Regions from separate parts of the Homo sapiens genome. Here region 1 is linked to region 2. A link is an interaction called in ENCODE POLR2A ChIA-PET data of the cell type or tissue named here. Cell type or tissue: IMR-90. All regions are shown on one strand. Links, peaks and the distances in the headings refer to the core of each region. The heading gives the core; the rest is flanking DNA. Region 1 holds the start of CGB8 (chorionic gonadotropin subunit beta 8). Region 2 holds the start of RCN3 (reticulocalbin 3).

What was found. ChIA-PET counts read pairs that join two places held together with the same protein. Peaks named below come from ENCODE experiments on the same cell type or tissue, not always from the same donor. Only the 100,000 strongest peaks of a DNase experiment are listed, where the experiment ranks them.
Region 1: POLR2A ChIA-PET joins it to region 2 with 5 read pairs; 1 of 35 experiments calls an interaction of 5 or more read pairs at or near these places.

What each region holds. Positions count from the first base shown.
Region 1 is chr19:49,039,965-49,055,694 of GRCh38, reverse strand. CGB8 (chorionic gonadotropin subunit beta 8) reads left to right here and starts at 6,584. Exons shown (of 3, transcript NM_033183.3): 1 at 6,584-6,970; 2 at 7,323-7,490; 3 at 7,726-8,057. The coding sequence starts at 6,956. The coding sequence ends at 8,040. It overlaps CGB7 (chorionic gonadotropin subunit beta 7), which reads left to right. Exons shown (of 5, transcript NM_001385261.1): 3 at 1-334; 4 at 687-854; 5 at 1,090-1,421. The coding sequence starts at 320. The coding sequence ends at 1,404. It overlaps CGB5 (chorionic gonadotropin subunit beta 5), which reads right to left and starts at 11,847. Exons shown (of 3, transcript NM_033043.2): 1 at 11,471-11,847; 2 at 10,951-11,118; 3 at 10,384-10,715. The coding sequence starts at 11,485. The coding sequence ends at 10,401. It also overlaps the pseudogene LOC100287453, the pseudogene LOC100287489 and the pseudogene LOC124904739. RefSeq lists enhancers at 1-372, 1,047-1,597, 11,492-12,000, 12,001-12,510. In IMR-90, for the core only: no CTCF peak of the experiment used is centred there; a DNase peak (open chromatin) is centred at 5,124.
Region 2 is chr19:49,519,820-49,535,549 of GRCh38, reverse strand. It overlaps FCGRT (Fc gamma receptor and transporter), which reads right to left. Exons shown (of 7, transcript NM_001136019.3): 5 at 10,774-11,043; 6 at 9,977-10,093; 7 at 9,122-9,540. The coding sequence ends at 9,431. It overlaps RCN3 (reticulocalbin 3), which reads right to left and starts at 7,547. Exons shown (of 7, transcript NM_020650.3): 1 at 7,492-7,547; 2 at 6,836-7,083; 3 at 1,155-1,357. The coding sequence starts at 7,077. RefSeq lists silencers at 1,321-1,610, 7,470-7,589 and an enhancer at 7,053-7,631. In IMR-90, for the core only: no CTCF peak of the experiment used is centred there; a DNase peak (open chromatin) is centred at 7,699; H3K4me3 peaks cover 1,083 bases; H3K27ac peaks cover 486 bases.

The DNA.
Region 1 (15,730 bases), core at 742-8,741, 480 kb after region 2:
CCACCATAGGCAGAGGCAGGCCTTCCTACACCCTACTCTCTGTGCCTCCAGCCTCGACTAGTCCCTAGCACTCGACGACTGAGTCTCAGAGGTCACTTCACCGTGGTCTCCGCCTCATCCTTGGCGCTAGACCACTGAGGGGAGAGGACTGGGGTGCTCCGCTGAGCCACTCCTGTGCCTCCCTGGCCTTGTCTACTTCTCGCCCCCCGAAGGGTTAGTGTCCAGCTCACTCCAGCATCCTACAACCTCCTGGTGGCCTTGACGCCCCCACAAACCCGAGGTATAAAGCCAGGTACACCAGGCAGGGGACGCACCAAGGATGGAGATGTTCCAGGTAAGACTGCAGGGCCCCTGGGCACCTTCCACCTCCTTCCAGGCCATCACTGGCATGAGAAGGGGCAGACCAGTGTGAGCTGTGGAAGGACGCCTCTTTCTGGAGGAGCGTGACCCCCAATAAGCTTCACGTGGGGCAGTTCCTGAGGGTGGGGATCTGAAATGTTGGGGCATCTCAGGTCCCTCGGGCTGTGGGGTGGGCTCTGAAAGGCAGGTGTCCGGGTGGTGGGTCCTGAATAGGAGATGCCGGGAAGGGTCTCTGGGTCTTTGTGGGTGGTGTACCCTGGGGGATGGGAAGGCCAGGGCTCAGGGCTGTGGTCTCAGGCCCGGGTGAAGCAGTGTCCTTGTCCCAGGGGCTGCTGCTGTTGCTGCTGCTGAGCATGGGCGGGACATGGGCATCCAGGGAGATGCTTCGGCCACGGTGCCGCCCCATCAATGCCACCCTGGCTGTGGAGAAGGAGGGCTGCCCCGTGTGCATCACCGTCAACACCACCATCTGTGCCGGCTACTGCCCCACCATGGTGAGCTGCCCGGGGCCCGGGCAGGTGCTGCCACCTCAGGGCCAGACCCACAGAGGCAGCGGGGGAGGAAGGGTGGTCTGCCTCTCTGGTCAGGGGCTGCGGAATGGGGTGTGGGAGGGCAGGAACAGAGGGCTTCCTGGACCCCTGAGTCTGAGACCTGTGGGGGCAGCTGGGGAGCTCAGCTGAGGCGCTGGCCCCAGGCACATGCTCATTCTCCCACTCACACGGCTTCCAGACCCGCGTGCTGCAGGGGGTCCTGCCGGCCCTGCCTCAGGTGGTGTGCAACTACCGCGATGTGCGCTTCGAGTCCATCCGGCTCCCTGGCTGCCCGCGCGGCGTGAACCCCGTGGTCTCCTACGCCGTGGCTCTCAGCTGTCAATGTGCACTCTGCCGCCGCAGCACCACTGACTGCGGGGGTCCCAAGGACCACCCCTTGACCTGTGATGACCCCCGCTTCCAGGCCTCCTCTTCCTCAAAGGCCCCTCCCCCCAGCCTTCCAAGTCCATCCCGACTCCCGGGGCCCTCAGACACCCCGATCCTCCCACAATAAAGGCTTCTCAATCCGCACTCTGGCGGTGTCTTTCTGTGGGCTCAGGGCAACCACACACACACAGGGTGGGTCCAGCTTCCAAACCATTTTATACAAAGTCACAGTATCAGAACTCTGGTAGAAAACAGGGTGGACGGCGGGGCGCGGTGGCTCACGCCTGTAATCCCACCACTTTGGGAGGCCGAGGCAGGCTGATCATGAGGTCAGGAGATCGAGACCATCCTGGCTAACACGGTGAAACCCCATCTCTACTAAAAATACGAAAACTTATCCCGGCTTGGTGGTGGGCGCTTGCAGTCCAAGCTACTTGGGAGGCTGTGGCAGGAGAATGGAGTGAACCTGGGAGGGGGAGCTTGCAGTGAGCCGAGATCACACCACTGCACTCCAGCCTGCATGACGGAGCGAGACTCCATCTCAAAAAAAAAAAAAAAGAAAGAAAGAAAGAAGGAAAGAAAGAAAAAGAAAAGAGAGTGAAGATGGGGGACGACATCCAGCTCAGGAGGTGTCCATGGTCTGGCCTTCTGTGGGGAGAAGGAAGGCCACATGATTGGTGTGGCCCAGGGGGCAGGGCCTCAGCCTCCTAAGCCGAGCTCCGTCTTCCTCCCTCTGACGTTGGCACTGGCAGTGCAGGTGTGGGGGGGGAGCGGCTTGGGGACTTGAATGGGATGAAGGGGCCGAGGGGGATGTCATCTCTTCCATTCTCCTTCATCCACTGCCTCTCCCTTCCCCTCCTCCCCCCTCCCCTCCGTCCATCTGCCTCCCATCCCAGCCAGGAGCCATCACCTAAGTAGAAAAGGGGCCTCTGGAAAGGGGGCGGGGCCTTGACTCTTGGGTACCCTGCACTTGAAGAGGAACTCTGGGAGGGGGTTGTTCAGGGATTTGGCCCCTTCCCCATCTGGCTGTATAACCTTCCTGTGCTTTTCTTCCCCTAGCCGGTTACCCCTCCCTCTCCTGAGATGTCAGGAAAGAGGGGGCCACCTGCGTCCTCCACAGTGGTCCCCGAAGCCTGGGGTTCCCAGCCCCAGAGCTCCGAGGTGGAAGAGTTGCTACAGCTCTGGTGACCACTGGTTGTTTCCCAGTCTTCTCCACGCCAACCTTTCCCAGAACCACAGGCTTCCAGAATGTTGTAGGGAAACTGCAAAATCCGCGCCTCCACCAGCCTCTCCCAGCGCCAGGTCAATTTCACACACAGGGAAACTGAAGCCTGCCTCAGAGGGGCAGCGTTTTACCTCCTTAGTGGCAGTTTTGAGGTGAATCAGGGTCTCCCTAGGATTCCAGGTTGTGGACTTTCTCTAAATTGTGGAATGTGGCCAGGCATGGTGGCTTGAGTCTGTAGTCCCAGCTACTCAGGAGCCACAGCAGGAGGATGGCTTGAGCCCAGGAGTTCAAGTGCAGTGGGGAAACATAGGGAGACCTCGTCTTAAAGCAATTTGTTTGGGGCCAGGCGTGGTGTCTCAGGCCTATAATCCCAGCACTCTGGGAGGCCAGGGCAGGAGTATCACTGGAGGTTGGGAGTTTGAGAACAGTCTGGCCAATGTCGTGAAACCGCATCTCTACTAAAAATACAAAAATTAGCTGGGCACGGTGGCAGGTGCTTTTAATTCCAGTTACTCAGAAGGCTGAGGCAGGAGAATCGCTTGAAACCAGGAGACAGGCGTTACAGTGAGCCGGGATTGTGCCACTGTACTCCAGCCTGGCCAGACAGAGTGAGACTCTGTTTCAAAAAAAAAAAAAAAAACAACAAAACAAAACAAACAAAAAAAAATTGGGCCGGGCGCAGTGGCTCATGCCTGTTATCCCAGCACTTTGGGAGGCCGAGGTGGGCAGATCACAAGGTCAGCAGATCAAGACCATCCTGGCTAACACGGGGAAACCCCGTCTCTACTAAAAAATACAATAAATTAGCCAGACGTGGTGGCAGGCCCCTGCAGTCCCAGCTACTCGGGAGGCTAAGGCAGGAGAATGGCTTGAACCCGGGAGGCAGAGCTTGCAGTGAGCCGAGATCGAGCCACTGCAGTCCAGTCTGGGTGAGAGAGTGAGACTCCATCTCAAAAAAAAAAAAAAAAAATTGGTTGGAACATCCTCCAAGATGCAAGACTCTCGGTTCCTCAGAGTTCTACGGGAAGGATGGCAGAATGCAGTTGCCCAGAGGTGAAGTCCCATCTCTGTCATTTGCTGCCTATGTGACCAGGCAAAAAGCATTAATTTCTCTGAGCCTGTATTTTACCCTCTGTTGCTATTGAGTAATTGTAGTTGGCTATTTTCTATTTTTATTTTTATTTCATCTTTTTTTTTTTTTTTTTTTTTGAGACGGAGTCTCGCCCTGTCACCCAGTCTGGAGTGCAGTGGCGCGCTCTTGGCTCACTGCACCTATGCTTCCCGGGTTCAAGCAATTCACCTGCCTCAGACTCCCGAGTAGCTGGGACTACAGGTGTGCACCACCACACCCAGCTAATTTTTGTAATTTTTTTAGTAGACACAGCGTTTCGCCACGTTGGCCAGGCTAGTCCCAAAGTCCTGACCTCAGGTGACGCACCCGCCTCGGCGTCCCATAGTGCTGGGATTGCAGGCAAGAGCCACTGTCCCCGGCCGAACAATTTTTATCTTTATTTTATGATTATTATTATTATTTTTTTAAGATGGAGCTTTGTTTTTGTTGCCCAAGCTGAAGTGCAATGGCGCGATCTTGGCTCACTTCAAACTCCGCCTCCTGGGATTAAGCGATTCTCCTGCCTCAGCCTCCCAAGTGGCTGGGATTATAAGCATGCAGCACCACGCCGGAGGATATTTTGTATTTTTAGTAGAGGTGCGGTTTCTCTATGTTGGTCAGGCTGGTCTGGAACTCCTCACCTCAGCTGATCCACCCACTGCAGCCTCCGACAATGCTGGGATTACAAGTGTGAGCCACCATGCCCGGCCTTATTTATTTATTTTTTTTGAGAGAGAGTCTCACTGTGTTGTCCAGGCCGAAGTGCAGTGACACGATCTTGGCTCACTGCAATCTCAGCCCTCCCGGGTTCAAGCGATTCTCCTGCCTCAGCCTCCCGAGTAGCTGAGATCACAGGCGTGCAGCACCAGGCCTGGCTAATTTTGGTATTATCAGTAGAGATGTTGTTTCACAGTGTTGGCCAGGCTGCTCTCGAACTCCTGACCTCAAGTCATCCACCCGCCTCAGCCTCCCAAAGTGCTGGGACTACAGGTGTGAGCCATAGTGCCTGACCTGTAGTTGTTGAATATTTATTATTAATCTACAAGTTGGGTGTGATGCAAGTCCTTTATATGGAGTCCCCCAAACTTCTAGAGCAAGGGCTTCCCCATAATCCTGGCAGGCAGGCCTCCCCTGGGGTTTCCAACTTCTGACCCCACTGAAGTGTTTATCCTCTTCTCTAATCCCAGCCTCCTTTTCCCTGTCTCCGTGTGCTGAGAGGTGCTCTGAGAGATGCTCCCGCTCCCCCAGGCTCCCTCTGCATCCCCCTCATTTTCTTCCTCCCCAGTGTGTCAATGGGGTCCTAACCCCACCCTCGGCACTGTCACCTTTTCCTGATCCAAAGTAGGACCTTCTTTTCCCCTGAGTGGTCCTGTCTAGGGGTGCCGCTGCCGGGCCCCCTCTGGTCTTCCTGCTGCAGACTGGGGCCTTTTGGGAGTCAGCAGGCGCCCGGGCCAACCGCAGCCAGCGTGAGGCGAGCGATGCTTCACCGGCGAGTCATCAGGGTGAGGCTGGCCGTGTGTGATGCAGTCAGTGTCTGGGTGACAGATCCCGGGACCGCTGTGGACTTGGGTGTGCTCGAGGTGGAGGTGTTGGGCGAGGTGCCTGCAGCTGGCGGCAGTTCCCTCTGCCAGCACTTCTTTGTCACCGCTTCGAGGCCGATAACTCTGAGGAAGGTAGCCGTGGGGTAGGTGGAGGGGGCTGCCGCCAGGGTGTGGACCGGGGGGCACTGGGTGTCTGAGTGCAAGGCCAAGCAGTCCTATGTGCGGGCATTGACCGCTGATGCCCAGGGCCGTGTGGACTGGCGATGGATTCAAATTGGCACTGCCTGTGTCTGCACACTCCTCAGCCGGACTGGCCGGGCCTGAGACTTATACCCAGGAACTGGTCAGGCAGAAAAAGAACAGAGCTGGATGCTGAGAGACCTCAGGGTTGGCCCAGCTGCTCTACGGACCCCAGTTTGGGAACTCATCAAATCATCACAAAATCACAACTCTCTGAATTTGAGCTCAGTCTCTGCAGGATGGGTGCCACCACGTGGGGTTTTGAAGGTTGAATAGGAGTTCTCCAGGGGGAAATTGAGAGTAATCATGATGATGATGATGATAATAATAGCCACTATTTACTGAGTGTTTACTCTTTCGTAGCCCTAATACATAACTCCTCAGATCAACTCTCATGGATTTGATCATTGGTGACCTTTGGTGTTAAGTTGCTGACTGCTCAGTCACAGAGGACACCACCTTGCTCATCCTGGGGAGTGGGAGGGCACATTTCACGATGTGGATGGGGGTGGAGAGAAACTGGAGCATGCAAGCAGATGGCCAGGGGACCTTGAGGACATGGTCTACAGAAGGCCTTTAAGTATCTGGGAGCTGGGGTTCAAATGAGAAATCTTACTTGGTGAGAGCAGGCAGGGGTTGGCTTAGAATATTCTGTTTTGAGATAATGAGCTACCGATCACAGGGGGAGTATAAGCAAGGTTCAATGAGAAGCGATCAAGATGCTGCACAGTTCAGCCCTGGGTGGGGAGCGCAAGTCAGGTTTCTAGCCCTCTTTGCTGTGCCAACCTATACCCTACATTGGGAAAGAAACAGACCTTAAAATTGTCCAGCTTGATGGCATCGCGGGGAAGGGACTAAGTCCAGATAATGTCCTCCGAGGCTTCGGCCCCGTGGGCAGGACATACCTCCTGCGGGCCTATTCAATAATCAGTTAAATCACCTGAAGCACACGCATTTCCGGGGACAGCTCCGGGCATCCTGGCTTGAGGGTAGAGTGGGCGGAGGTCCCTAAGGGAGAGGTGGGGCTCGGGCTGAATCCCTCCTTGGGGGCACCAGGGTCAAGTGGCTTCCCTGGCAGCACAGTCACGGGGAGACCCTCTCTCATTGGGCAGAAGCTAAGTCCGAAGCCGCGCCCCTCCTGGGAGGTTGGACTGTGGTGCAGGAAAGCCTCAAGTAGAGGAGGGTTGAGGCTTCAGTCCAGCACCTTTCTCGGGTCACGGCCTCCTCCTGGCTCCCAGGACCCCACCATAGGCAGAGGCAGGCCTTCCTACACCCTACTCCCTGTGCCTCCAGGCTCGACTAGTCCCTAGCACTCGACGACTGAGTCTCTGAGGTCACTTCACCGTGGTCTCCGCCTCACCCTTGGCGCTGGACCAGTGAGAGGAGAGGGCTGGGGCGCTCCGCTGAGCCACTCCTGCGCCCCCCTGGCCTTGTCTACCTCTTGCCCCCCGAAGGGTTAGTGTCGAGCTCACTCCAGCATCCTACAACCTCCTGGTGGCCTTGCCGCCCCCACAACCCCGAGGTTTAAAGCCAGGTACACGAGGCAGGGGACACACCAAGGATGGAGATGTTCCAGGTAAGACTGCAGGGCCCCTGGGCACCTTCCACCTCCTTCCAGGCAATCACTGGCATGAGAAGGGGCAGACCAGTGTGAGCTGTGGAAGGAGGCCTCTTTCTGGAGGAGCGTGACCCCCAGTAAGCTTCAGGTGGGGCATTTCCTGAAGGTGGGGATCTGAAATGTTGGGGTATCTCAGGTCCTCTGGGCTGTGGGGTGGGCTCTGAAAGGCAGGTGTCCGGGTGGTGGGTCCTGAATAGGAGATGCCGGGAAGGGTCTCTGGGTCTTTGTGGGTGGTGTACCACGTGGGATGGGAAGGCCAGGACTCGGGGCTGCGGTCTCAGACCCGGGTGAAGCAGTGTCCTTGTCCCAGGGGCTGCTGCTGTTGCTGCTGCTGAGCATGGGCGGGACATGGGCATCCAAGGAGCCGCTTCGGCCACGGTGCCGCCCCATCAATGCCACCCTGGCTGTGGAGAAGGAGGGCTGCCCCGTGTGCATCACCGTCAACACCACCATCTGTGCCGGCTACTGCCCCACCATGGTGAGCTGCCCGGGGCCGGGGCAGGTGCTGCCACCTCAGGGCCAGACCCACAGAGGCAGCGGGGGAGGAAGGGTGGTCTGCCTCTCTGGTCAGGGGCTGCGGAATGGGGTGTGGGAGGGCAGGAACAGAGGGCTTCCCGGACCCCTGAGTCTGAGACCTGTGGGGGCAGCTGGGGAGCTCAGCTGAGGCGCTGGCCCCAGGCACATGCTCATTCTCCCACTCACACGGCTTCCAGACCCGCGTGCTGCAGGGGGTCCTGCCGGCCCTGCCTCAGGTGGTGTGCAACTACCGCGATGTGCGCTTCGAGTCCATCCGGCTCCCTGGCTGCCCGCGCGGCGTGAACCCCGTGGTCTCCTACGCCGTGGCTCTCAGCTGTCAATGTGCACTCTGCCGCCGCAGCACCACTGACTGCGGGGGTCCCAAGGACCACCCCTTGACCTGTGATGACCCCCGCTTCCAGGACTCCTCTTCCTCAAAGGCCCCTCCCCCCAGCCTTCCAAGTCCATCCCGACTCCCGGGGCCCTCGGACACCCCGATCCTCCCACAATAAAGGCTTCTCAATCCGCACTCTGGAGGTGTCTTTCTGTGGGCTCAGGGCAACCACACACACACAGGATGGGTCCAGCTTCCAAACCATTTTATACAGAGTCACAGTACAGAACTCTGGTAGAAAACAGGGTGGACGGCTGGGCGTGGTGGCTCACGCCTGTAATCCCACCACTTTGGGAGGCCGAGGCAGGCGGATCATGAGGTCAGGAGATCGAGACCATCCTGGCTAACACGGTGAAACCCCGTCTCTACTAAAAATACGAAAAGTTATCCGGGCTTGGTGGTGGGCGCTTGCAGGAGAATGCAGTGAACCTGGGAGCGGGAGGTTGCAGTGAGCAGAGATCGCGCCACTGCACTCCAGCCTGCACGACAGAGCGAGACTCCATCTCAAAAAAAAAAAAAAAAGAAAGAAAGAAAGAAAAAGAAAAGAGGGTGGAGATGGGGGATGACATCCAGCTCAGGAGGTGTCCATGGTCTGGCCTTCCGTGGGGAGAAGGAAGGCCACACGATTGGTGTGGCCCAGGGAGCAGGGCCTCAGCATTCTAAGCCGAGCTCCCTCTTCCACCCTCTGAGGTTGGCACTGGCAGTCCAGGTGGGGGCTTGGGGATCTGAATGGGATGAATGGGCCAAGGGGGATGTCATCTCTTCCATTCTCCTTCATCCACTGCCTCTCCCTTCCCCTCCTCCACCCCTCCCACCCCCGGTCCATCTACCTCCCATCCCAGCCAGGAGCCATCACCTAAGTAGAAAAGGGGCCTCTGGAAAGGGGGCGGGGCCTTGACTCTTGGGTACCCTGCGCTTGAAGAGGAACTCTGGGAAGGGGTTTTTTCAGGGAGTTGGCCTCTTCCCCACCTGGCTGTATAACCTTCCTGTGCTTTTCTTCCCCTAACCGGTTGCTGCTCCCTCTCCTGCGATGTCAGGAAAGAGGGGGCCACCTGTGTCCTCCACAGTGGCCCCCGAAGCCTGGGGTTCCCAGCAGAGCTCAGAGGTGAAGGAGGTGCTACAGCTCTGGTGACCACTGGTTGTTTCCCAGTCTTCTCCATGCCACCCTTTCCAAAAACAACAAAACAAAACAAAACAAACAAAATTGGGCCTGGCGCAGTGGTTCATGCCTGTAATCCCAGCACTTTGGGAAGCCGAGACGGGCGGATCACAAAGTCAGGAGATCAAGACTATCCTGGCTAACACGGGGAAACCCCGTCTCTACTAAAAAATACAACAAATTAGCGAGGCGTCCTGGTGGGCGCCTGTAGTCCCAGCTACTTGGGAGGCCGAGGCAGGAGAATGGCAGGAACCTGGGAGGCGGATCTTGCAGTGAGCCGAGATCGCGCCACTGCAGTCCAGTCTCAACAACAGAGCGAGACTCCGTCTCAAAAAAAAAAAAATTGATTGGAACATCCTCCAAGATGCAAGACTCTCAGTTCCTCAGAGTTCTACAGGAAGGATGGCAGAGTGCAGTTGCCCAGAGTTGAAGTCCCATCTCTGCCATTTGTTGGCTGTGTGACCAGGCACAAATCATTAATTTCTCTGAGCCTGTATTTTACCATCTGTTGCTATTGAGTAATAGTAGTGGACTATTTTCTATTTTTATTTTTATTTTATTTTATTTATTTATTTTTTTTGAGACGGAGTCTCACCCTGTCACCCAGGCTGGAGTGCAGTGGCGTGATCTCAGCTCACTGCACCTATGCTTCCGGGGTTCAAGTCATTCTCCTTCCTCAGCTTCCTGAGTAGCTGGAACTACAGGCGCGCACCACCACACCCAGCTAATTTTTTTTTTTTTTTAGTAGAGACAGGGTTTCACCATGTTGGCCAGGCTGGTCTCAAAGTCCTGAACTCAGGTGATGCACCCGCCTCAGCCTCCCAAAGTGCTGGGATTGCAGGCATGAGCCACTGCGCCTGGACGAACGTTTTTAATTTTTATTTTATTATTATTATTATTATTACTTTTTGAGATGGAGCTTTGTTTTTGTTGCCCAGGCTGAAGTGCAATGGCGGGATCTTGGCTCACTGCAACCTCCGCCTCCTAGGATCAAGAGATTCTCCTGCCTTAGCCTCCCAAGTACCTGGGAGTATAGGCATGCACCACCACGCTCGACGATGTTTTCTATTTTTAGTAGAGATGGGGTTTCTCCATGTTGGTCAGGCTGGTCTGGAACCCCTCACCTCAGCTGATCCACCCACCACAGCCTCCGACAATTACAGGCGTGAGCCACCGCGCCTAGCCGTCCACCCTGTTTTCTACCAGAGTTCTGTACTGTGACTCTGTATAAAATGGTTTGGAAGCTGGACCCATCCTGTGTGTGTGTGATTGCCCTGAGCCCACAGAAAGACACCTCCAGAGTGCGGATTGAGAAGCCTTTATTGTGGGAGGATCGGGGTGTCCGAGGGCCCCGGGAGTCGGGATGGACTTGGAAGGCTGGGGGGAGGGGCCTTTGAGGAAGAGGAGTCCTGGAAGCGGGGGTCATCACAGGTCAAGGGGTGGTCCTTGGGACCCCCGCAGTCAGTGGTGCTGCGGCGGCAGAGTGCACATTGACAGCTGAGAGCCACGGCGTAGGAGACCACGGGGTTCACGCCGCGCGGGCAGCCAGGGAGCCGGATGGACTCGAAGCGCACATCGCGGTAGTTGCACACCACCTGAGGCAGGGCCGGCAGGACCCCCTGCAGCACGCGGGTCTGGAAGCCGTGTGAGTGGGGGAATGAGCATGTGCCTGGGGCCAGCGCCTCAGCTGAGCTCCCCAGTTGCCCCCACAGGTCTCAGACTCAGGGGTCCGGGAAGCCCTCTGTTCCTGCCCTCCCACACCCCATTCCGCAGCCCCTGACCAGAGAGGCAGACCACCCTTCCTCCCCCGCTGCCTCTGTGGGTCTGGCCCTGAGGTGGCAGCACCTGCCCGGGCCCCGGGCAGCTCACCATGGTGGGGCAGTAGCCGGCACAGATGGTGGTGTTGACGGTGATGCACACGGGGCAGCCCTCCTTCTCCACAGCCAGGGTGGCATTGATGGGGCGGCACCGTGGCCGAAGCGGCTCCTTGGATGCCCATGTCCCGCCCATGCTCAGCAGCAGCAACAGCAGCAGCCCCTGGGACAAGGACACTGCTTCACCCGGGTCTGAGACCGCAGCCCCGAGTCCTGGCCTTCCCATCCCGCGTGGTACACCACCCACAAAGACCCAGAGACCCTTCCCGGCATCTCCTATTCAGGACCCACCACCCGGACACCTGCCTTTCAGAGCCCACCCCACAGCCCAGAGGACCTGAGATGCCCCAAAATTTCAGATCCCCACCCTTAGGAACTGCCCCACCTGAAGCTTACTGGGGGTCACGCTCCTCCAGAAAGAGGCCTCCTTCCACAGCTCACACTGGTCTGCCCCTTCTCATGCCAGTGATTGCCTGGAAGGAGGTGGAAGGTGCCCAGGGGCCCTGCAGTCTTACCTGGAACATCTCCATCCTTGGTGCGTCCCCTGCCTCGTGTACCTGGCTTTATACCTCGGGGTTGTGGGGGCGGCAAGGCCACCAGGAGGTTGTAGGATGCTGGGGTGAGCTCGACACTAACCCTTCGGGGGGCAAGAGGTAGACAAGGCCAGGGGGGCGCAGGAGTGGCTCAGCGGAGCGCCCCAGCCCTCTCCTCTCACTGGTCCAGCGCCAAGGGTGAGGCGGAGACCACGGTGAAGTGATCTCAGAGACTCAGTCGTCGAGTGCTAGGGACTAGTCGAGCCTGGAGGCACAGGGAGTAGGGTGTAGGAAGGCCTGCCTCTGCCTATGGTGGGGTCCTGGGAGCCAGGAGGAGGCCGTGACCCGAGCAAAGTGCTGGATTGAAGCCTCAACCCTCCTCTACTTGAGGCTTTCCTGCACCACAGTCCAACCTCCCAGGAGGGGCGCGGCTTCGGACTTAGCTTCTGCCCAATGAGAGAGGGCCTCCCCGTGACTGTGCTGCCAGGGAAGCCACTTGACCCAGATGCCCCCCAACGAGGGATTCAGCCCGAGCCCCACCTCTCCCTTAGGAACCTCCGCCCACTCTACCCTCAAGCCAGGATGCCCGGAGCGGTCCCCGGAAATGCGTGTGCTTCAGGTGATTTAACTGATTATTGAATAGGCCCGCAGGAGGTGTGTCCTGCCCACGGGGCCGAAGCCTCAGAGGACATTATCTGGACTTAGTCCCTTCCCCGCGATGCCATCAAGCTGGACAATTTTAAGGTCTGTTTCTTTCCCAATGTAGGGTATAGGTTGGCACAGGGAAGAGGGCTAGAAACCTGACTTGAGCTCCCCACCCAGGGCTGAACTGTGCAGCATCTTGATCGCTTCTCATTGAACCTTGCTTAAACTCCCCCTGTGATCGGTAGCTCATTATCTCAAAACAAAATATTCTAAGCCGACCCCTGCCCACTCTCACCAAGTAAGATTTCTCATTTGAACCCCAGCTCCCAGATACTGAAAGGCCTTCTGTAGACCATGTTCTCAAGGTCCCCTGGCCATCTGCTTGCATGTTCCAGTTTCTCTCCTCCCCCATGCACATCGTGAAATGTGCCCTCCCACTCCCCAGGATGAGGAAGGTGGTGTCCTCTGTGACTGAGCAGTCAGCAACTTAACACCAAAGGTCACCAATGATCAAATCCATGAGAGTTGATCCGAGGAGTTATGTATTATGGCTAAGAAAGAGTAAACACTCAGTAAATAGTGCCTATTATTATTATCATCATCATCATGATTATCCTCAAGTTCCCCCAGGAGAACTCCTATTCAACCTTCAAAACCCCATGTGGTGGCACCCATCCTGCAGAGATTGAGCTCAAATTCAGAGAGTTGTGATTTTGTGATGATTTGATGAGTTCCCAAACTGGGGTCCGTAGAGCAGCTGGGCCAACCCTGAGGTCTCTCAGCATCCAGCTCTGTTCTTTTTCTGCCTGACCAGTTCCTGGGTATAAGTCTCAGGCCCGGCCAGTCCGGCTGAGGAGTGTGCAGACACAGGCAGTGCCAATTTGAATCCATCACCAGTCCACACAGCCCTGGGCATCAGCGGTCAATGCCCGCACATAGGACTGCTTGGCCTTGCACTCAGACACCCAGTGCCCCCCGGTCCACACCCTGCGGCAGCCCCTCCACCTACCCCTGGGCCACCTTCTTCAGAGTTATTGGCCTCGAAGCAGGTGACAAAGAAGTGTTGGCAGAGGGAACTGCCGCCAGCTGCAGGCACCTCGCCCAACACCTCCACCTCCAGCACACCTGAGTCCACAGCGGTCCGGGGGTCTGTCACCCAGCCAGTGACTGCATCACACACGGCCAGCCTCACCCTGATGACTCGCCAGTGAAGTATTGCTCACCCCTCGCTGGCTGCGGTTGGCCCGGGCGCCTGCTGACTCCCGAAAGGCCCCAGTCTCCAGCAGGAAGACCAGAGGGGGCCCGGCAGCGGCACCCCTAGGCAGGACCACTCAGGGGAAAAGAAGGTCCCACTTTGGATCAGGAAAAGGCGACAATGTCGAGGGTGGGGTTAGGACCCCATTGACACACTGGAGAGGAAGAAAATGAGGGGGATGTAGAGGGAGTCTGGGGGAGCGGGAGCATCTCTCAGAGCACCTCTCAGAGCACATGGAGACAGGGAAAAGGAGGCTGGGATTAGAGAAGAGGATAAACACTTCAGTGGGGTCAGAAGTTGGGAACCCCAGGGGAGGCCTGCCTGCCAGGATTATGGGGAAGCCCTTGCTCTAGAAGTTTGGGGGACTCCATATATAGGACTTGCATAACACCCAACTTGTAGATTAATAGTAAATATTCAACAACTACAGGTCAGGCATTATGGCCCACACCTGTAATCCCAGCACTTTGGGAGGCTGAGGCGGGTGGATGACTTGAGGTCAGGACTTTGAGACCAGCCTGGCCAACATGGTGAATCCCTGTCTCTACTAAAAAAAATACAAAAATTAGCTGGGTGTGGTGGTGGGCACCTGTACTCCCAGCTACTCAGGAGGCTGAGGCAGGAGAATCGCTTGAACCCCGGAAGCAGAGATGCAGTGAGCCAAGAGCGCACCACTGCACTCCAGCCTGGGTGACAGGGCCAGACTCTGTCTCAAACAAAAATAAAAATAAAAATAAAAATAAATAAAAATACATAATAGTCAACTACTATTACTCAATAGCAACAGATGGTAAAATACAGGATCAGAGAAAGTAATGATTTGTGCCCGGTCACACAGCCAACAAATGGCAGAGATGGGACTTCACCTCTGGGCGACTGCACTCTGCCATCCTTCCTGTAGAACTCTAAGGAACCGAGAGTCTTGCATCCTGGAGGATGTTCCAATCAATTTTTTTTTTTTTCAGGGGGAGTCTCACTTGTCACCCAGGCTGGACTGCAGTGGCTCAATCTCGGCTCACTGCAAGCTCCGCCTCCCAGGTTCACACCACTCTCCTGCCTCAGCCTCCCGAGTAGCTGGGACTACAGGCGCCCGCCACCATGCCTGGCTAATTTCTTGTATTTTTTAGTAGAGACGGGGTTTCCCCATGTTAGCCAGGATGGTCTTGATCTCCTGACCCTGTGATCTGCCTTCCTCGGCCTCCCAAAGTGCTGGGATTACAGGCATGAGCCACTGCACCCGGCCCAATTTTTTTTTCTTTTTTTTTTTTGAGACAGAGCCTCACTCTGTCTGGCCAGGCTGGAGTAGAGTGGCACAATCCCGGCGCACTGTAGCGCCTGCCTCCTGGGTTCAAGTGACTCTCCTGCCTCAGCCTTCTGAGTAACTGGAATTACAAGCGCCTGCCACCGTGCCCTGCTAATTTTTGTATTTTTAGTAGAGATGCAGTTTCACAACATTGGCCAGACTGGTCTCAAACTCCCAACCTCCAGTGATACTCCTGCCCTGGCCTCCCAGAGTGCTGGGATTATAGGCCTGAGAAACCACGCCTGGCCCCAAACAAATTGCTTTAAGACGAGGTCTCCCTATGTTTCCCCACTGCACTTGAACTCCTGGGCTCAAGCCATCCTCCTGCTGTGGCTCCTGAGTAGCTGGGACTACAGACTCAAGCCACCACGCCTGGCCACATTCCACAATTTAGAGAAAGTGCACAACCTGGAATCCTAGGGAGACCCCGATTCACCTCAAAACTGCCACTAAGGAGGTAAAACGCTGCCCCTCTGAGGCAGGCTTCAGTTTCCCTGTGTGTGAAATTGACCTGGCGCTGGGAGAGGCTGGTGGAGGCGCGGATTTTGCAGTTTCCCTACAACATTCTGGAAGCCTGTGGTTCTGGGAAAGGTTGGCGTGGAGAAGACTGGGAAACAACCAGTGGTCACCAGAGCTGTAGCACCCCCTCCACCTCGGAGCTCTGGGGCTGGGAACCCCAGGCTTCGGGGACCACTGTGGAGGACGCAGGTGGCCCCCTCTTTCCTGACATCTCAGGAGAGGGAGGGGTAACCGGCTAGCAGAAGAAAAGCACAGGAAGGTTATACAGCCAGATGGGGAAGGGGCCAAATCTCTGAACAACCCCTTCCCAGAGTTCCTCTTCAAGTGCAGGGTACCCAAGAGTCAAGGCCCCGTCCCCTTTCCAGAGGCCCCTTTTCTACCCAGGTCCTAGCTGGGATGGGAGGCAGATGGACGGAGGGGAGGGGGGAGGAGGGGAAGGGAGAGGCAGTGGATGAAGGAGGATGGAAGAGATGACATCCCCCTCGGCCCATTCATCCCATTCAGGTCCCCAAGCCGCGCC
Region 2 (15,730 bases), core at 4,008-12,007:
CCCAATAAATTAGCTAACTTGTGAGAGATTATATGCTAAGCTCTTTATGCACAATATTGCATTTAATCATCACAAAAAAGCACATACAGTGGGTTTTTCCATGTATTCTACTTTCTGAATGCAAAAATTGATTCTCAGAGAGAAGAAATAACTGATCCAAGCGTGTGGAGACAGGAATGGCCCACTATGAGTTGACAGTGGGCCTTTTGGCCCCAGACTAAGGCTGTGATGGGGTAGCTTACAGGGACTGAGATGGCTTGACTGAGAGGAGGGGACGGGCATTGTAACTGGAGGGAACAATATGGGCAGAAGGTAGAGGTTTGAAGAGTGTGGTGAGTTCAGGAAAACCACAGAAAATCCATTTGGTGCAGAAAATGCAGAAAAACAAAGCCACAGGAGGAAACGTCCCGGCTGGGGAGTGGGACCGTCTCCTGGGGGCCCAGGAGGGGGAGGGAGGGGCAGAGTCAGTGCTGGGCATGAAGAACCCCGCCCCCGGAGCCCTGTGGAGGACAGACTGGACGGGGAGGCTGGGGCCAGGGACAGAGAGGAGAGGAGGGAGAGAATGAGGGCTGTGTGTGTGGCAGGGTGTGGGGCACTGAGGCTGGGACTTGGGACAGAAAGGAGGGATCTGAGAGTCAGGGGCTGAGTAACTGGCTTTGGGGTTCTCAGGATGAGAGGTCACAGAAGTTAGGGGTCAGGATGACAAGGCATGGAAAGTAGGTGTCCTTGGCCAGGGATCTCAAGTACCCTAGTCATATTGTCACAGAGGTGGTGAGTCCCAGAATGAAAGCCCTGAAGGGAACCTGGGTAGCTTAGTTGGTAGAGCATTGGACTTTTAATTTGAGGGCCCAGGTTTCAAGTCCCTGTTTGGGTGCGTTCAGTGGCTTTTAGCACCTAATTGTGACTTCATGTTTGAAAAAAAGATCGTTTTTAGCATGCAGCTAAATACCAGAAAAATAAGCAGACGAAAAACAAAAAAGAGAAGCCAGAGGTGAGAAACTGAAGATCTCACAGTTATGGGCTCCTAAAAGTGGGTAGAGCCTGGTTAGGGGCCAGGGACTCCGGGTAAATGGGTTCAGGGTTCTCAGAATGAGGCGGTCCAGAAGGTCAGGGTCACGGTGTATGGGGAGCAGGGTCGGGGGCTCGCCGCGTACCGGGCGCGTAGTGGCCATAGGTGGCGTTGCGCAGCTCCTCCCAACCCACACGCCCGTCGCGGTCCGTGTCGTACGTGTCCCAGGCCGCGCTCACCGAGTCCCGTATGTGCCGCTGCTGCGTGTGCGCGATCCACGCGCGAAGCTCGGCCAGCGACACCCAGCCGTCGCCGTCCCCCGCGCGGTCCATGCGGTCCACGATCCGCCTAGAAGCCGGGGCGGGCACACGTCAGGCTCTGGTCCCGCCCCCAGGCCCCGCCCCTCGCACGGGCCACGCCCCCTGGGACACTTCGGATCCGGGGCTGAAAATACAGTCCACGGTCCGCGGGCTAACTGGGGAGGGGCGCGGGTCAATTTCGGGACCAAGCCCACCGGAGGACCCTACCCCTCAGCCTAGGGTCCACCCCCAGGTCGAGTCACGCCCTTCTCCAGAACGAGCGGGCCTGCTGGGAGCACTGCGGGGGAGGGACCTACTACGATGCAGGGCCACCCTCTCCGCGCCGGCCCCGCCCTCGGCCTGCACGTGCTGCACCTCTCGCTGGGCCGAGCTGGGGTGGTGAAGGGGAGCGCGGCGTCGCACTGTGACCCTTGCCAAGGGGGCCCTGTTGCAAGATTGACTCTGAACCCAGACAGCCACGGCCACACCCCCGATCCCCCGCTGTCTCAGGCCCCGACCCGCCCCATGCCCCTCCCCCTTACCAGGCTGCGCGTGTCAATTTCAGGCTCCTCTCCCTCCAGCCCTGCCCTGTGCTGAGCCCCGTGGCTTTCCCCTGCCTGCTCCCGGCTGAATCAGGCACTGCCTGAGGACCATCACCCGCAACCCCGGGGGCTCAGTCTCCCTCTGCCCCTCCCCATGCTCCTCCGGGCTCCTGTGCCCCTCCCTGTCGCATGTCAAGCCACTTTAGGTTCCATCTCTCCCCTTCTCTTGGGCCACGCCTATCAGCTCTCGGGCCCCTCTCCTCTCCCTTGGTGACGCCTTGCCAGGCCGGTCCTCTCCCAATCTCTAATTAACAGAGACTACCTGGAGCCCTCCTCCCTGTCACCGTCCCTAGGCCCCCGCGGCCCCCTCCCTAAAGTCGAAAATCCGAGACAGCAGAGCCCTCTCCAGGCCTGCCTGAGTCACCGCCCCACCTCCCGCACCAGGCGGTCTCTGCTCCAGTCTGTCTAGGGCCCCACTCTGTCCCCGGAATCACACCCTTCTCTGAGGTTCCTGGTGTTGTTAAGCGCTTGGGCTCCACAGCCAGACATTTTAGGTCCAAATCCAGCCACTTCCTCTTACTGGCTGTGTGACTGTGGGCAAGTGACTTAACCTCTCTGTGTCTCAGTTACCCCTCTGTAAAACGGAGGAAGAAAAAACGGTACCTACCCCAAAAGGGCGGTTGTGGGGAATAAATGAGTTAGGCCATGTAAAGCACTTAGGACAGGACAGGCGCGGTGGCTCACGCCTGTAATCCCAGCACTTTGGGAAGCCAAGACAGGCGAATCACTTGAGATCAGACGTTCCAGACCAGCCTGGTCCACATGGTGAAACCTTGTCTCTACTAAAAATACAAAAATTAGCAGGGCATGGTGGCACGCACCTGAAATCCCAGCTACTCTGGAGGCTGACGCGGGAGAATTGGTTGAATCTGGGAGGTGGAGGTTGCAGTGAGCCGAGATAGTACCACTGCACTCCAGCCTGGGCAACAGAGCGAGACTCCGTCTCAAATAATAATAACAATAATAGGCCGGGCACGGTGGCTCACGCCTGTAATCCCAGCACTTTGGGAGGCCGAAGTGGGCAGATCACCTGAGGTGAGGAGTTCCAGACCAGCCTGGCCAACATGGTGAAACCGTCTCTACTAAAAATACAAAAAGTAGCCGGGCACAGTGGTGGATGCCTGTAATATCCACTACTCGGGAGGCTGAGGCAGGAGAATTGCTTGAACCCAGGAGGCGTAGGTTGCAGTGAGCCGAGATCGTGCCACTGCACTCCAGCCTGGGCAACAGAGTAAGACCTTGTCTCAAAAACAAACAAACAAACAAAAAACACTTTGGAGGCCGAGGAGGGCGGATCACAAGGTCAGGAGATCGAGACCATCCTGGCTAACATGGTGAAACCCCGTCTCTACTAAAAATACAAAAAATTAGCCGGGCGTGGTGGCAGGTGCCTGTAGTCCCAGCTACTCGGGAGGCTGAGGCAGGAGAATGGCGTGAACCTGGGAGGCGCAGCTTGCAGTGAGCCGAGATCGCGCCGTTGCACTCCAGCCTGGATGACAGAGTGAGACTCTGTCTCAAAAAAAAAAAAAAAAAAAAAAAGGCCAGGCGCCATGGCTCACGCCTGTAATCCCAGTGCTTTGGGAGGCCGAGGTGGGTGGATCACGAGGTCAGCAGATCTAGACCATCCTGGCTAACACGGCGAAACCCCGTCTCTACTAAAAATACAAAAAAATTAGCTGGGCGTGGTGGTGGGCGCCTGTAGTCCCAGCTACTCGGGAGGCTGAGGCAGGAGAATGGCATGAACCCGGGAGGTGGAGCTTGCAGTGAGCCGAGATCACGCCACTGCACTCCAGACTGGGAGACAGAGCGAGACTGCGTCTCAAAATAATAATAATAATAACAATAATAAAGCACTTAGGACAATGCCTGGCATTGCCATTAGTGCTAAGCTAAATGTGCTAACCTGTCACTGCCCTTCTTCCTCCATTTCTCCTTCATGCATGCCCATCCAAGCACAATCTCCCAGCCAGCAGTCCTGGGGACCACTGCCACTGTCTCCACCCTGATCTGACCACCATCTTGTCTTGTCTTCCACCTGGACTATCGCAGTCGCTTCCTCACTGGGCTCCCTGCTTCTTGCTCCCTACAGTCTGTTCCCCACCTCGCAGCCAGCAGGATTCTCTCAAAACCTAAGTCAGCTCATGCCCTCCCTCAGTTCTACTCTCAATTGGAGAAAAGCCTAAATCTTCATCGTGGCCTAAAAGGCTTTGCATTGCATGATCTGACCCCCTTTGCATGGTCTCAGGCAATCCGCCCGCTTTGGACTCCCAAAGTGCTGGGATTGCAGGCGTGAGCCACTGCACCTGGCCCTCTCTCTTTTTGAGACAAAGTCTTGCTCTGTTGCTTAGGCTGGAGTGCAGCGGCATGATTTTGGCTCACTGCAGCCTTGACCTCCCAGGCCCAAGTGATCCTCCCTCCTCAGCCTCCCTAGTATCTGGGACTACAGGAGCACGCCACCATGCTGGGCTAATTTTTGTATTTGTTTTGTAGAGGCGGGGTATCACTATGTTGCCCAGGCTGGTCTTGAACTCCTGGGCTCAAGTGATCCCCCAGCCTTGGCCTCCCAAAGTGCTGGGATCACACACATGAACCACCATGCTGAACCCCTTTGCTCCTTCTCTGCCCTCACCTCCCACTCTCTCCCCTTTCTCACTGAGTTCCAGCCACACGGGCCTCAGAACTGTTGCTCTGACACTCCAAGCCCACTCCTGCCTCAGGGCCTTTGCACTTAACTGTTCTGTCTGCCTGGAATGCTATTCACTCCGATACCCACATGGCTCAAATACCACATACCACCTTCTCATGGAGGCCTTGTCCAAGTTCCCTGTTTAAAATTGCAGCTCCAGCCGGGTGCGGTGGCTCATGCCTATAATCCCAGCACTTCGGGAGGCCGAGGTGGGCAGATCACCTGAGGTCAGGAGGTCGATACCAGCCTGACCAACATGGAGAAACCCCATCTCTACTAAAAATACAAAATTAGCCGGGCATGGTGGTGCATGCCTGTAATCCCAGCTACTCGGAAGGCTGAGGCAGGAGAATCACTTGAACCCAGGAGGCGGAGGTTGTGGTGAGCCGAGATTGCGCCACTGCACTCCAGCCTGGGCAACAAGAGCAAAACTCCGTCTCAAAAAAAAAAAAAAAAGAAAAAAAAGAAAAATTACCTGGGCCTGGGCTGGGTGCTGTGGCTCACGCATTAATTCCAGCACTTTGGGAGGCCAAGGCGGGCGGATTGCCTGAGCTCAGGAGCTCGAGACCAGCCTGGGCAACACAGTGAAACCCCATCTCTACTAAAATACAAAAAAAAAAAAAAAAATTAGCTGGGCGTGTGGGCGTGCACCCATAGTCCCAGCTACTCGGAAGGCTGAGGCAGGAGAATTGCTTGAACCTGGGAGGCAGAGGTTGCATGAGCTGAGATCACGCCACTGCACTCTAGCCCGGGAGACAGAGTCTCACTCTGTCTCCAAAAAAAAAAAAGGAAAGAAAAAAAACTTTGCTGGATGTGGAGGCGTTCACTTGTAGCTAGGACTTGTAGCGTTCACTTGTAGCTAGGACTCTAGCTACTAGGGAGTACGAGGCAGAACAACTGGTTGAACCCGGGAGGCGGAGGTTCCACTGAGCCGAGATCACGTCACTGCACTCCAGCCTGGGTGACAGAGCGAGACTCCATCTCAAAAACAACAACAACAAAAATAAAAATAAAAAATAAAAATACAAAATTAGCTGGGCGTGGTGGCTAGCGCCTGTAATCCCAGCTACTTGGGAGGCTGAGACAGGACAATTGCTTGAGCCCAGGAGGTGGAGGTTGCAGTGAGCCGAGATCGCACCACTGCACTCCAGCCTGGGTGACAGAGCGAGACTCCATCTCAATAAGTAAATAAATAAATAAATAAATAAATAAAAATTGCAACTCCCCCCCACCAACAACCTCTCCCCTCCACACTTTCTGACTCTCTTGCTTTATCTTTCTTGGATGCATTTATCTCTATTTGATCCACTTTCTACTTATTGACTTCTTGCTGTTTCCCTCACCACAGTGTAAACTTCAGGAGGACAGATGTGTTAGCTGTTGTGACTTCAGCACCTAGAGCAGTGCCTGGCACATAGCAGGTGCTCGATAAACCTTTGCAGGCTCAATCAGTGTCAGGAGGATGCACAGAAGAAGGCGGCTGCTCCCATCGCGCCCCCCTGCGCTCAGGCCTGGACGGAGAGGGTGGACAGGGCTCCATTCCACCCAGCTCACCCTGAAACTCAGGGCTCTGCCACTCTCCTGCACTGGCCGGGCTCCTTAAAGGCCAAACCTCATTTTCCACACCAGTCCCTGCCATTTACAGAGCAGGAAACTGAGGCTTGGGGAGGGGAGATGTCTGGGACAAAAGAATAAGGAGCGCTTAGGGGGCAGAATCTAACCCAGATTTTGCTGCCCTCAAAGGTCCTCTTTTTTATTGTTGTTGTTGTTTTTTAGACGGAGTCTCACTTTGTCGCCCTGACTGGAGGGCAGTGGTGCAATTTTGGCTCACTGCAACCTCCACCTCCCAGGTTCAAGCGATTCTCCTGCCTCAGCCTCCCGAGTAGCTGGGATTACAGGTGCCCACCACCACGCCTGCCTAATTTTGTATTTTTAGTAGAGACGGGATTTCACCATGTTGGCCAGGCTGTTCTCGAACTCCTGACCTCAAGTGATCGGCCTGCCTTGGCCTCCCAAAGTGCTGGGATTACAGGCATGAGCCACCACGCCCGGTCTCAAAGGTCCTCTTTAGGCCTCAATTTTAACTTAATTTCTTTTTCCCAAGGATAGAAGGTAGAATTTCATTTCTCACAAAGAAATGAAGTTCAGTCCACGCCATTTCTCTGACCCCTGTCGATACCCCCGCGTCTCTCTCCTAAGCCCCACCTCTGGACACGCCCCAACCGAATGTCTCTCTTACCCCAGACGGGCCTGGCTTTCCTCTGGGGTGAGTTGGTCGAATTCCTTGGCCACTTCCCGTCCCAGGAAAGCCTCATGGTCGTACTGGAAGTTCCCGTGGGCGTCATCATGGGGAGCGTCGCTCAGGGGGGCCGCCTGGTGCACCCTCCCCTGGCCATGAGGGCCTGCGTCTGGGGATGGCTTCCCCTGGGCCCCGTGCCTCAGTAGCAACAGAAGCAGCAGAACTGATGGTCGCCACATCATCGGTCCCTGGGGAGTGGCAAAGGCCAGGGGTCAGGGGTCACAGGGATGGGGACAGACACGGGATAGGAGAATGGCGGGGTGGAGGGGTTACCTAGGACAGGACAGGGAGTTGGAAGTTGGCTGCAAGCTTTCGGGCTCAAAAAGGGCGGGCGATGGGGGAAAAGAGGGCGGGATGCTTAGAGGTAAAGCCACCTATGGGGAGGACCGAATCTTCTGACGGAGTCTCAGGGGGGTCCCAGACCTGCCAGGGGGAATTACAGAGACAGACGTGGCGCACATCCCACGCAAGGTGCAGGGCATAGTTGTGGCCAGCGAGAGGTCAGGCAGGCTCCCCGTCATTGCTCCCAGTCCGGACCCTGGTCCTCGACCCGAGCCGCCCTCCCTGGACAGAGGCCCCCCACCCACTCCCTTTACCCTGTTATCCAGCTTCGCTCCGCTCTCCACGCTCCGCTCTGCGTTCCCGCAAATGTGCCCAATTCGGCCGCTCTCCAGTCAGGCCCCGCCTCTGGCAGCGCAGAGCCCCGCCCCCCGCCCAATGAGCTCGCACGAGCGTCTCACGGGGCGGGGCCAATGAGTGCACGGGGTGCCGCGGGCACTCCTCGCCACGTCCACAAAGGAAACCGCGGCCTGCCCGGGGAAGAAGGGTGGGCGACACCGCAGTGACGCGGCCGGGGAGAACTACAACTCCTGGCAGTCGTCGCGGCACTCTGCCGTCCACCTCCAGCTGTTCTAGTCACAACGCCTCACGGGAAATGTATTTTTCCCTTTCCCTTTGTCAGGATGGTTTAAGAAAGAGGTGTACGTTCCAACACTTCTATACCAAACAAAACAAAACAAAACAAAAATAAACAAAAAGAACGAAAGAAAAGAAAAAAGGCCGGGCGCGGTGGCTCACGCCTGTAATCCCAGAACTTTGGGAGGCCGAGGCGGGCGGATCGCCTGAGGTCGGGAGTTCGAGACCAGCCTGATCAACACGGAGAAACCCCATCTCTACTAAACATACAAAATTAGCCGGGTGTGGTGGCGCATGTCTTTAATCCCAGCTACTTTGGGAGGCTGAGGCAGGAGAATTGCTTGAACCTGGGAGGCGGAGGTTGTGGTGAGCCGAGATCGCACCATTGCATTCCAGCCTGGGCAACAAGAGCGAAACTCCGTCTCAAAAAAAAAAAGAAAGAAAAGAAAAGAAAAGAAAAGGGAGAGCAGAATCAAGGGGCCGGAGGAAATATCCCATTTCCTCCAAGAGTGAACACTGCTCCTCGCTCCTCTTCGGCTCCAAGGATTCAGGTGGTCAGACAGTAGCCAAGAATTCCTCAAAATGCCTGGCATGGCAGTCATCCAGTAAATATTTGTAAAAGTTATGAATTAAAAATACATGACCTCAGGTTGAGCACAGTAGCTCAATGCCTGTAATCCCAGAACTTTGGGAAGCTGAGGCAGGTGGATCACCTGAGGTCAGGAGTTCCAGACCAGCCTGACCAACATGGTGAAACCCCGTCTCTACTAAATACAAAAAATTAGCCGGGTGTGGTGGTGCATGCCTGTAATCCCAGCTACTTGGGAGGCAGGAGAATTGCTTGAACCTGGGAGGCGGAGGTTGCAGTGAGCTGAGATCACGCAATTGTACTCCAGTCTGAGCAACAAGAGCAAAACTCTGTCTTAAAAAAAAAAAAAAAAAGTGACCTTAGGCCGGGCGCGGTGGCTCACACTTGTAATCCCACCCCTTTGGGAGGCAGAGGCGGGTGGATCATGAGGTCAGGAGATCGAGACCATCCTGGCTAACATGGTGAAACCCCGTCTGTACTAAAAATACAAAAAATTAGCCAGGCATGGTGGCAGGCGCCTGTAGTCCCAGCTACTCGGGAGCCTGAGGCAGGAGAATGGCGTGAACCCAGGGAGGCGGAGCTTACAGTGAGCCGAGATCGCGCCACAGGACTCCGGACTGAGCAACAGAGCAAGACTCCGTCTAAAAAAAAAGAAAAAAGAAAAAGAAAAAGAAAATACATGACCTGATGTATAAAACTGGCAGGTTCCCCTGTGGCAGCATGTTACCTGTAGGAGAGATCCGAGGCCCAGCCGCCATTCAGTCCCCCGACTTATTCCCTTACCTCCCCTGCCTGAAAAATGATGAGAACACACTGATTCGGGCCCAAACTCGTGTTATATTATCGAGGTGGAAAACAGCCATATGTATTAGGAGGGGAAACTGAGGCAGACCACAGGACGGGGCTCCAGAGGGAGGACAACTAGGCCCAGAACCCCTTCTGGAGGCTCAGAGATGCCAGTGTTCCAGGAGGTCTCACAGCATGAAAGGGGCCTGACTACATTCGCTTTTAGCAGTCGGAATGGCGGATGGTCAGGCGGTGGCTGGAATCACATTTACATCCTTCAAATCAGCATCCTGGGCCTCCCCTGGGGTGGGCAGGAGGACCCCGGTGTCGTCTCCACGAAGGGAGATCCAAGGGGCTGAGGAGAGAGAGAGAGGGAGAGGTCATCAGAATCTCTGAGGCGCTCTGGGTCTGACTGGCGTCCCCCATTTGTGTGTGTGTCTCACACACTCTTCCTCAGTCTCTATCCCCTTCCTTCTGGGCCTTTGTCTCCCCTTCTCCCAATTTTCCGTCCCCCCTCTTTCTACATCTTTGCCTCCCTCCTCTGGGTCTGTCTCCCCCTCCCTCTGTCCGCACCTCTCTCTGTCCCCTCTGGGTCTCTGTTCCCCCGTCTCTGGGTCTCTGTCTCCGTCCCCCTCTCTCTGCACCTCTGTTCTCCCATCTCTGGGTTTCTGTCTCCACCTCTCTCTGATCTCTGTCCCCCCTCTCTGGGTCTCTGTCCTCCCAGGTCTGTGTGCCCCTCTCTTGGGGTCTCTGTCCCTCTCTCAGAGGCTCTTCCTCCCGCTGCCCCCCACCTGGCAGCCCACTCCTCATCCTTCTCCACAACAGAGCTCCTCCTACAGCCGCTGCCGTGAGTAGCAAGACACCGATGACGATTCCCACCACGAGCACGGAGGACTTGGCTGGAGATTCTGCAGCCAGAGAACGCTGTGAGATGTGGAGCAGCCCCTCCACCCCACCCAGTCAGGACACAGAACTGGGGCGCTCCCAGTCCCTCCCAGCCTCGGAGATTCCAGCACCAAGTGTCTGATGGGCAGAGGCGAGGCCAGGCAGGCGATCTGGGCAGACTGCCCCCAGGTTGGACGTAAGAACCAGCTACAGCACGAGCGGCCGCGGTCACACCGGCAATGGATCAGCAGCGGCAAGGCGGGGCTGTGCCAGTGCAGTGGGGAGAGGCAGGCAGAGCAGTGGGAAGTCAGTCTCATGGGCCCGGGCAGTAGCAAAGCAGCAGGCAGTCAGTCTTGGTGAGGACGGGCATAGCAGACAACGAATGGTCAGATTCCAGGAAGACCCGCAGCAGCAGCAGCAGCAGCAGCAGGATGGAAGATGGTCAGACTCAGGGAGGACTGGCCATGGTAGTTAACAGCTCTTCAGACTCAGTGAGGCCAGAAGCAGCAGGAGACGGAAGGCAGTTGGCCTTGGGAAGGACAAGCCATCAGGTTTTGGGGGCACTGACAGGCGTGAGGTTCAAGGCAGTCAGATTCAAGGAGGTGGCAGCAGTGGGGAGGAAGGTCAGACTCAGGAAGGACCGGCGCAGCAGTGAGACAAGGCAACGGGAAACCAGGAGCATCACCACCTGGCGGGACCTCACCCAGCTCCACCCTGAGGGGCTGCGCCAGCCCCGCGTGCTGCACAATGCAGCAGTAGTGGTGCTCATCGCCACTTTTGACTGTTAGTGACGACGAGGCGTGGAAGGATCCGTCACTGTTGGGGCCGAAGTCACCCTGGCCGGTGCCAGCGGCCAGCCCATTCCGCAGGAACCGAAGTTGCAGCTCCGGAGGGTAGAAGGAGAAGGCGCTGCAGGTAAGCACGGAAAAGCCAGGGCTGCTGGGTCGGGCCTTCAGGCGCATGGAGGGGGGCTCTGCAGGAAATCAGGCAGACAGGCCTAAGTCGCGAGCCCACCACTCCCAGAGCCAGGGCTGGATAGGGACAGAAAGAGGCCTCCATGTTTGCACTGTGCTAACCGCAGATAATACAGTGGTAAAAGGGGAGGCACTTCCTAGGTGACAGAGACTCAACCTGTCCACCCCGAAGGTGTCCCCTCAAGATGTCACCTCCTTGGGCTGGGCATGTTGGCTCACGCCTGTAATCGCAACACTTTGGGAGGCCAAAGTGGGTGGATCACCTGAGGTCAGGAGTTCGAGACCACACTGGCCAACATGGTGAAACCCCATCTCTACTAAAAATACAAAAATTAGCCGGGCACCTGTAGTCCCAGCTACTCAGGAGGCTGAGGCAGGAGAATTGCTTGAACCTGGGAGGCAGATGTTGCAGTGAGCCAGGATCGTGCCACTGCACTCCAGCCTGGGCGACAGAGTGAGACCCCGTCTCAGAAAAAAAGAAAAAAAAAAAAAGATAGAGGATAATTATGAAAAATTCCACAGCAACACATTTGAAAATTTAGATGAACTGAACACATTCCTGATAAATACAACCTTCTAAACTGACACAAGAGGAAATTTAAAACGTCTGTAGTCCTATAACTATTTAAATTTTTTTTTTTTTTTTGAGATGGAATCTTGCTCTGTCTCCCAGGCTGGAGTGCAGTGGCGCGATCTCGGCTCACTGCAAGCTCCGCCTCCTGGGTTCACGCCATTCTCCTGCCTCAGCCTCCTGAGTAGCTGGGACTATAGGTGCCCACCACCACACTTGGCTAATTTTTTGTATTTTTAGTAGAGACGGGGTTTCACCGTCTTAGCCAGGATGGTCTCAATCTCCTGACCTCATGATCCATCCGCCTGGGCCTCCCAAAGTGTTGGGATTACAGGTGTGAGCCACCACGCCTAGCCTTTTGTTTTTGAGATAAGAGTCTCGCTCTGTCACCCAGGCTGGAGTGCAGTGGCACGATCTCGACTCACTGCAACCCCCACTTCCTGGGTTCAAGAGTTTCTTCTTCCACAGCCTCCCGAGTGGCTGGGACTACAGGTGCATGCACCACCATGCCGGGTAATTTTTTTATTTTTAGTAGAGACGGTGTTTCACCATATTGGCCAGGCTGGTCTCAAATTCCTGACATTGTGATCTACCTGCCTCAGCCTCCCAAAGTGCTGGGATTACAGGCATGATGCACCACACCCGGCCTATTTAAAATTTTTAATCCATAGTTTAAAACTTTCCAAAAACTAAAATTCCAGGTCCAGAAGACATCAATTAGTGAATTCTTCCAATGTAGAAATGATTCTATTCCTACACTAACTCTTCAGGCCATAAAACAGAGGAAACACTCTCCCAGCATATTTTATGAGGTCAGCATCATCTTGACAACAAAGCACATTATAAGAAAGAGAACTTGGCCAGGCGCGGTGGCTCACGCCTGTAATCCCAGCACTTTGGGAGGCCGAGGCAGGCGGATCACGAGGTCAGGAGATTGAGACTATCCCGGCTAACACGGTGAAACCCCATCTCTACTAAAAATACAAAAAATTAGCCGGGCGTGGTGGCCGGCGCCTGTAGTCCCAGCCACTTGGGAGGCTGAGGCAGGAGAATGGCGTGAACCCGGGAGGCGGAGCTTGCAGTGAGCCGAGATTGCGCCACTGCACTCCAGCCTGGGTGACAGAGCGAGACTCCATCTCAAAAAAAAAAAAAAAAAAAAAAAAAGAGAGCTTAAGGCCAATGTCTCTCATAAATATAGATTCAGGACAGGTGTGGTGGCTCACACCTAGAATCCTGGCGCTTTGGGGGGTGGAGGCAGGAGGATCACGAGGTCAGGAGGTCGAGACCAGCCTGACCAACATGGTGAAATCCCATCTCTACTAAAAATACAAAAAAATTAGCCAGGCATGGTGGCGTGTACCTGTAATCCCAGCTACTCAGGAGGCTAAGGCAGGAGAATCGCTTGAACCCAGAAGGCGGAGGTTGCATTGAGCCAAGATTGCACCATTGCACTCCAGCCTGGGCGACAGAGCAAGACTGTCTCAAAAAAAATAAAAAATTAAAAATTTTAAAAAATTTAAAAAAAGATTCAGAACTCTTAAACATAATATTAGCAGACAGGCTGGGTGCAGTGGCTCACTCCTACAATCCCAGCGCTTTGGGAGAATGAGGTGGATCACTTGAACCCAGGAGTTGGAGACCAGCCTGGGCAAACAGTAAGACGTAGTCTCCACTACAAATAAAAAAAATTAGCCAGTGTGGTGGATGTGCCTGTGGTCCCACCTACTCTGGAGACTGAGGCAGGAGGAATCCTTGAGCCCAGGAGTTTGAGGCTGGAGTGAGTTATGATCACACCTGGGTATAGCCACTGCACTCCAGCCTGGGCGACAGAGCAAGACTCCGTCTAAAAAAAAAAAAAAAAATTCATAAACTTTATAAAATGTATAAATTGAAGTCGATAAACTGAACTTCACTGAAATTAAGAATTTTTGTTCATCCAAAGGTTTCGTTAAGGGAATGAAAAAAGGTTGGGTGCAGTGGTTCATGCCTGTAATCCCAGCACTTTGGGAAGCTGAGGCAGGAGGATCACTGGAAGCCGGGAGTTCAAGACCAGCCTGGGCAACATGGAGAAACCCCGTCTCTGAAAAAGTTTAAAAATTAACTACGTGTGATGGTACACACCTGTGGCCCCATCCATTCAGGAAGGGTAAGGTGGGAGGATCGCTTGAGCTTGGGAGGTTGAGGCTGCAGTGAACTCTAATCCCGCTACTGCACTCCAGTCTAGGCAACAGTGCAAGTGCCTGTCTCAAAGAAAAAAAAAAAAAAAAGCCGGGTGCAATGGCTCATGCCTGCAATTCCAGCACTTGGGAGGTCAAGGCAGAAGGATCCTTACGCCCAGGCTTTCTTTTCCTTTTTTTTTTTTTTTTTTTGAGACGGAGTCTCTGTCGCCCAGGCTGGAGTACAGTGGCACAATCTTGGGTCACTGCAACCTCCGCCTCCTGGGGTCAAGCGATTCTCCTGCCTCAGCCTCCAGAGTAGCTGGGATTACAGGCGCACACCACCACGCCCAGCTAATTTTTCTATTTTTAGTAGAAACAGGGTTTCACCATATTGGCCAGGCTGGTCTTGAACTCCTGACCTCGTGATCCGCCTGCCTCAGCCTCCCAAAGTGCTGGGATTACAGGCGTGAGTCACTGTGCCCGGCCAAGCCCAGGACTTCTAGACCAGCCTTGGCAACAAATACCCCATCTCTACAAAAAATAGAAAATGTTAGCCAGGCATGGTGACGTGTACCTATAGTCCCAGCTACTTGTAAGGCTGAGGCGGGAGGATCTCTTGAGCTTGGGAGTCCAAGGCTACATGGCGCTATGACTGTGCCACTGCACTCCACTCCAGTCTGGGCGACAGAGCAAGATCCCAGCTCAAAAAAGAAAATAAAAGGCAAAGATTTCAGCAACTGCCTAGGACTGGGCATTACTGCCCAAGTTCCTTTCAGGGAGGGTGGATCTGGGCAATCGTGGGTCTTGGCTGGGATCTTGGTTTTGGTTGCTCAGCAGAAAACACATTTGCTGCTTCAGGAAAGCACAGCAGCTTCTCCCTCCTGGAGCTGCCTCTCTGGCAAGTCGGCAGAATTTGCTGCACCGTCAGGTGGAATGGAGGGACCGGGCTGACGGCCATCAGCAGTTCTGGCTTCTGCTTTATGTTCACTATTCTTTTCAGCAAATCTGTATCTTCCTGTGTCGTGCTCACAGCCACGTGCCTTCAGCCTCAAGGTACTTCCAATATAGACTAAATCCAAGCACAGAAAATCTGTCTGGCCTTTGGTTCTGTTTAACAAAATACCAAACCAGGTCAGGCATGGTGGCTCACGTCTGTAACCCCAGCACTTTGGGAGGCTGAGGCAGGCAGATCACCTGATGTCAGGAGTTCAAGACCAGCTTCGCCAACATGGTGAAACTCCATCTCTACTAAACATATAAAAATTAGCTAGGCATGGCAGCGCATGCCTGTAGTCCCAGCTACCCTGGAGGCTGAGGCAGGAGGATCACTTGAATCCAGGAGGCGGAGGTTGCAGTGAGCTGAGATCATGCCATTGTACTCCAGCCTGCGCAATAAGAGTGAAACTCCATCTCAAAAAAAAAAAAAAAATCCATCCTGGCCAACATGGTGAAACCCTGTCTGTACTAAAAATACAAAAATTAGCTGGGTGTGGTGGTGTGTGCCTGTAATTCCAGCTACTAAGGAGGCTGAGGCAGGAGGATCACTTGAACCTGGGAGGTGGAGGTTGCAGTGAGCCGAGATCGTGCTACTGCACTCCAGCCTGGTGACAGAGGGAGACGCCCTCTCAAAAAAAAAAAAAAAAAAGCCCGGGCGCGGTGGCTCACGCCTGTAATCCCAGCACTTTGGGAGGCCGAGGCAAGTGGATCACAAGGTCAGGAGTTCAAGACCAGCCTGCCCAACATAGTGAAACCCCATCTCTCCAAAAAAAATACAAAAATTAGCCAGGCATGGTGGCACGCACCTGTAATCCCAGCTACTCAGGAGGCTGAGGCAGCAGAATCGCTTGAACCTGGGAGGCGGAGGTTGCAGTGAGCCAAGATCGCAACACTGCACTCCAGCCTGGGCGACAGAGCAAGACTCCATCTCAAAAAAAAAAAAAAAAAAAAAAGATTAAG